Regions from separate parts of the Homo sapiens genome. Here region 2 is linked to region 1. The links are chromatin contacts, found by POLR2A ChIA-PET in ENCODE. All regions are on one chromosome and are shown on one strand. The core of a region is the stretch at or near the end of the contact, and the rest is flanking DNA. Distances in the headings are between cores, read along the strand shown. Region 1 holds the start of LDAF1 (lipid droplet assembly factor 1). Region 2 overlaps GGA2 (golgi associated, gamma adaptin ear containing, ARF binding protein 2).

Region 1 (2,761 bases), core at 26-2,525:
CCACATTCTCTCTTTGAAGCTGCCTCTGGCGTAGGTCTTGAACTTGGGATGTTCCCAGCACTCAGTTCCCATAATCTCATCTCTGCAGCAAGCAGAAACAAGCGGAGTTCCCCTTACAGGTCTCCTTTGGCCTGGGAGCCTCAAGTGCCACCCAGACCGGTTTGGGGAGTCCGATGAGAGAGTGCGTGGGGCGAATGCCATCGGCCACAGCCTTCAAATGCGTCTACCTGGCCACCAATTCCCAGACCCCCTGGTCACTCACTCCTCGGAGGGGCCTCCCCAGGCACGGAGCTGTCTCCCGAGAAGGGAAAGCGAGAACCCGGCGCGGCCAAGGAGTGCCCCGCCTTCTTCACGCCTGGGGGACTGGGCCAGGCCAACACCAGCTAACCCTTTCCCCTTCCAAGGCTCCAAATAAATCTCCTGGCCCTCCCACCCCCGAACCTCCAGGGGAAAACGGCTACCTCGAAAGTTCAAGCTGGGAGGAGGGGTCACATCTCTGGTTGGGGGATGGGAGCTACAGGGCGCCTCGAGCTCACACTGGCCGCCCCTCCCCATCCGGGCCCAGCCTTTCAGCGTTCAAAAGCCAGGGAGACCCAAGGAGAGGAGGAAGGGAGTGAAATGCAGGTGGAGAGGGGGTCCGCGTCCCAGAAGGCACAGAGACTGAATAATGGGAACTCAGAGGGGAGTCGAGTACTTAGTTATTAATTTGGGGGTAAAGAAGCCCCCTTTGATACTTGCAGATCTCTCTGCAGCGATGGGGAAGGGGACCTCGGTGGAGAAGAGGGGCTGGGTGGTGAGGAAGGCGCCCGTTTTCAATAATCCTAGGGAGGTTTGCCTCGACGTCTTCCCCAGGTTCCCCAGAAAGGGGCACAGTCTCGGGGTGTGGTGGTGCTAGCTACCATTTTACCTAATCTAGTGGTAGTGTGTGTGTGTATGTGTGTGTGTGTTGGGGGGTGGCGGGGTGAGTGTGCATTTAGGGGTGGGGAGGAATCGTGTCTCCTCGTGCGCTCCCAGCCCCGTCCCGGCGACTCATAAGCAGGAGACGCCCCTTACACTAACCCCGGGGCAGAAAGCTACGGGCGTGGGACCCCGATAGCGCGCTCACGCCGTCGCCCCCGCGCTCCTCCTCTGTCCCCGCCCGGCGAGAGGGGTCTAGCCACCCGGGGCACCCGGACCCCCACCCCCAAGCTCCGAGCTCTCACCTGCTCCTGACCGCCGAGCAGCCCCCACCGCGTTTGCAGGCGAAGCGAAGAGAGGCAGGAGGAGGAACAAGAGGAAGAAGGAAAGAGCGTCCCGAGAGGGAGCCAGAGCCGCCTGCCTCCGCCCCCTGGCCCGGGCACCGCCCCTCGGCTCTTCTCCTCTGGGCTCGCCCCGCCCGTGGCCGGAAGGATCCGGCAAAGGCGCGCCAAGGCCCGGCGCCCAAGGCTTTGCAAAGCGCGCTCGCTCCCACTGGCTTTCGGAGCCACTAGAACAAGCCCTGAGAGGTTGACAGCTGAGGAAACTGAGGCTCAGAGAGTGTCCCTTCCCACACGACTGGCTTGGAGTGAGAAAGCTCAGACCACCTTCAAGACAGGCAGACTGGCAGCCGAGAATGAGTTTTCCAAGGGTGTCAGGGTTTCCCCTCCTGTATGCCTAAAACCAGCTGCTCTGGAACGTCTCTGGCGCTCAAGACACACACGTGATGAAGTATCACCCTGGCTGGAAGTTTTTAACCATGACTGCTCAAATGCGAATGTCATAAGCCAGTGAGATCCTTTCAGATGGATTGGATGTCCATTTTACACATGAAAAAGTCCAGGCTGAGAGAGACAAGATAAATCAATCCAAATTCCTCGGTTTGCATGGATCCAAGTCGGAGCAGGAGCCCCTGTTTCCCCTGGCCCCAAATCTGCCCTATAGAGTAAGGTTTCTGAATAGTATGCTATTGACATTTGGGGCGGAATAATTCTGTTTCTGAGCTGTGGATTGTAGAATGTTTAGCAATATCCTAGCCTCTACCCATTAGATGCCAGTTACAAGAACCGCCCCCCCCCACCTCCAGTTGTGTCTCAAAATATTGCCAAATGTCCCCTGGAAGGCCCCATCGTCCCGAGGTGAGAACCACTGCTATAGAGCATGATGGCAACTTACTGTGTGACTAAGTAACCTCTCTGAACCATGGCTTCAACCATAAATTAGAGAGAGGGATAAGCCCAACCATTGGTCTGCTGTTGCACAGTTCTCAGCCACTTTCCAGACAGGGACCTGTGTTGACCGACCTCTCCTCTTTGCCTGTGGCCATAGCAACCTGGAAAATAAGTCTTTAGATAACAAAAAGCTGGCAGGGTGCGGTGGCTCACACCTATAATCCCAGCACTTTGGGAGGCTGAGGTGGGCAGATCACTTGAGGCCAGGAGTTCCAGACCAGCCTGGCCAACATGGTGAAACCCCATCTCTACTAAAAATATAAAAACTAGCCAGGCATGGTGGTGCGCACCTGTAATCCCAGCTACTCGGGAGGCTGAGGCAGAAGTATCGCTTGAACCTGGGAAGTAGAAGTTGCAGTGAAGACACTGCACTCCAGCCTGGGCAACAGAGTGAGACCCTGTCTCAAAAAAAAAAAAAAAAAAAAAGAAGCAATCACAGGGTTGTAGTGAGGACTGGTGCAATAGTGTGGCTGTGGCTGTCGAGAACTTAGCACCTATTGAGGCACAGAGTAGGGGCTCAAAAATATTTGCTTGGGATGATGATTTATGATGATGATCACGACAATGATATGATA
Region 2 (2,980 bases), core at 54-2,553, 2.3 Mb before region 1:
GTGTAGTTGAAGGCAAAAGCTCATGGGTCTGAGCTACATGAAGTCACCAGGGGGTGGTGTCTGAGGACTGGCCAAGATCAGGTCCCTGCAAACAAGGCAGCTGTATCTTTAAGATGGGAAGAGAGTAATAAAACCTCTTCTTAGGGTTGTTGAGAGAATCAAAGGCTTTAATACACAGAAAGCACTTAAAATAGTGCCTTACTATGCTTGTAGTAAGTGCCCAAGAAGCGCTAGCTATTATTATCATTAGGCTTTTATAGCTGCAAGTAATTGAAACTAACTCATACCCATACCCGCTTACCAAAAAAAGGAAAGTAAAGAAAGTCCCAGAGTAGGGGTAGGCTCAGTCCAGGAGCTCCACGGTTCACTTCTTTGATTGAATTTTCTCTGCTTTGCTCTTCTCCCTACTGCAATCTCAGCAGAATTTCTTTTCCCCATTGATTTGCAAGAGTTATTGTTCTTCCGCCTGTTGGCTTGGGTTTTATGTCCACCTTGGAGTCAGCATGACCTGGGGTCATGAAATATGAAGATGGCCAGACCTGGGGTGGGGTGGGGTGGGGGACAGTACCCAACCCAGAGCCAAAGGTGGGGAGGGTGAATGGGGGACCTGGAATTGAGGAGAGGGGTTGTTCCCAGAGGAGTATCAGGAAGCCGTTACCAGAATCTCATGCCTTAAAAGTACAAACGGCAGCGCCTGTGCATTCTGTCATTCAGTTCTGTGGTGTTTTTTTCCACTTCATGTATTTTGGTCATTATTCCACATGACTGCAGATGTAGCCGCCTTGTTCTTTTAAATGAAAAGCCTTAGACGCCCCGTTGTATGGGTGTCCTAGGATCCATTTAACCGGGTCCCTGTTGGTAGACATCTTAGGTGTTGCTAGCCTTGCGCTATTAAAAACAGCACTCAGTCCTCTTGGGCTCTAGAATTCTAGCTCTGGTAGCGCTACCAGGGAGGCCATGGCTTAGTAAAAGTTGGGTGCTCAGTAAATCTGTTTCTTCCTTCCACTTGGTCCTACTCCCAGGTGATGAGTAGGACATTCCCATGCTGAGTCTTGGAGGTTTTCACATGTGCTGAATTGTATGATTGCCGGACTCTTGGGGTCCACGTGTCCCTCCCAGGGAAGGAGTCCCCCTGCAGCGTGGACTGCTGAAGGATTGCATTCTGCTCCTCGGGGTGACCACTTCCTCACAGTCTTGGGGCTCCCCTTGCTAGCACAGGCGGCTGCTGGTGCCAGGGTCATGACCCCGGTGGTTGGTTGGCAGCTGACGTGGGATGGTTTGGCTTCTGAATTAGTCACTCTTGGATGAGCCATTTCACTCACAGCCGGAGGTCTCAGCTGTTTTCTTAACACCTCTGGCCCTGTAGCACGCTTGAAATGAATCATACAAACACTGCTTTTAGTGAGGAAATACATGGCAGCAGTGCTATTTCTCAGCACCCCTCTGTCCTGCTCAAGTGCCAGCTATAAATAAACCACCTTGGAGTCTGGGATAGCCCAAAACAGAGAAGGCATCCTTTGAATTTCTCCCTGGCCGTGCCCTGTCTGGCCCCTAGCTAGTCCTTGGAGCAGATTGGTGTCAAACAGACCTACGGCGGTTGCTGTGGCCTGGTCAGACCCAGCTGCTGGCCCCCTGGGGGTCATTTTTTGGAGCTGCTCAAGTCTTCTGAAATAGTTTGTGCAGGCTGGGATTATGTGTTTAGGGGCCCAGTTATTTCAGAACTGAGATAGCCATCTCTCCGTGTTATCAGTATGTCCAGCCAGCTGGCCAAACACTGTCTAGCAAAAGAGGAATCGTTCATTCAGTAGATACCTGCCAGCAACTCTTCTAGGTACTAGAGCCTGTGAGAGTGAATGAGACAGGCCTGCTTTTTGCCTTCAAGGAGTTTATGAGCACGAAGATCAAGCTGGCTTCCAAGAGAGGCCCTAACTTTGTCAAGGAACTGAAGACCTCACCGCAAGAGTGGTTAGAAACACATCCAGGCTGTGGAGCTGGGCCAGCCTATGACTTAATTTTTGTTTCTGCCACTCCCTTGCTTTGTGGTTGGGTAGGTTTCTTCATCTGTAAAATGGTGTAGATGATCGTGCCAACCTGGATTGTTCTGAGGACATCTGGCATGGTATCTGACCCATAGTAGGTACTTTTTTTTTTTTTTTTGAGACGGAGTTTCACTCTTATTACCCAGGCTGGAGTGCAATGGCACGATCTTGGCTCACCGCAACCTCCGTCTCCCGGGTTCAAGCAATTCTCCTGCTTTAGCCTCTCAAGTAGCTGGGACTGCAGGCATGCAGCACCATACCTGGCTAATTTTGTATTTTTAGTAGAGACGGGGTTTCTCCATGTTGGTCAGGCTGGTCTTGAACTCCCAACCTCAGGTGATCCGCCCACCTTGGCCTCCCAAAATGCTGGGATTACAGGCATGAGCCACTACACCCGGCCCCATATTAGGTACTTTTAAAAATGACGGTTACTGTTACTTTTGAGCCATGATAAATCTTTTTTCCCCCCATAGGAAAATCCGTTTTCCTTTTATTCAGTATGCAGTGGAGCTAAAGTGCAGGGCACGAAGTATTTTACACAACATTTTAAGTTCTTGTGTATAGGTTTTCATGGAAATTTAAAAATTTAACAATGATGGGATAATAGATAATAAACTCATCGTAAGTACATTATCACTAGGTTTCAGCAATTCTTATTTTGCCATTTATTTTCAACTATCAATCCAAATATCCTAGTAGTGTTTTAAATCAAATATAAGATATAATATCATTAATTTTGGAAACATTTAAGTAACTATATCTTACAAGTAAAGATAAAAAAGAAAATATCATTATTACAACTAATACAATTTTTAATATATAAAATAGATCAATTTGTGTATTCACCAAAGAGTAGACTCTACAACCACTGAAGGCTTTGCATGAAATGTTTTAACATGTTTCATCTAATATTTCATCTTCAGACACAAAAAATCAATACA

What was found. ChIA-PET counts read pairs that join two places held with the same protein, here RNA polymerase II (POLR2A).
Region 2: POLR2A ChIA-PET joins it to region 1 with 10 read pairs in activated T-cell. The contact joins the enhancer-like site here to the promoter of LDAF1 in region 1. POLR2A ChIA-PET finds 5 or more read pairs at or near these places in 2 of 52 experiments (activated B cell and activated T-cell).

What each region holds. Positions count from the first base shown.
Region 1 is chr16:21,157,188-21,159,948 of GRCh38, reverse strand. LDAF1 (lipid droplet assembly factor 1) reads right to left here and starts at 1,275. Exons shown (of 5, transcript NM_001301771.2): 1 at 1,203-1,275. It also overlaps a transcript of DNAH3 not described here. RefSeq lists enhancers at 1-143, 278-778 and silencers at 1,036-1,215, 1,266-1,395.
Region 2 is chr16:23,503,259-23,506,238 of GRCh38, reverse strand. All of the region lies in intron 1 of GGA2 (golgi associated, gamma adaptin ear containing, ARF binding protein 2), which reads left to right. Among named protein-coding and RNA genes, the nearest start is that of GGA2, 5.7 kb to the left of the region's middle. RefSeq lists enhancers at 780-1,279, 1,280-1,781. Within about 2 kb of position 1,303, at least 32 of the 41 ENCODE cell types and tissues checked have a DNase peak (open chromatin) inside an H3K27ac peak, as active enhancers do.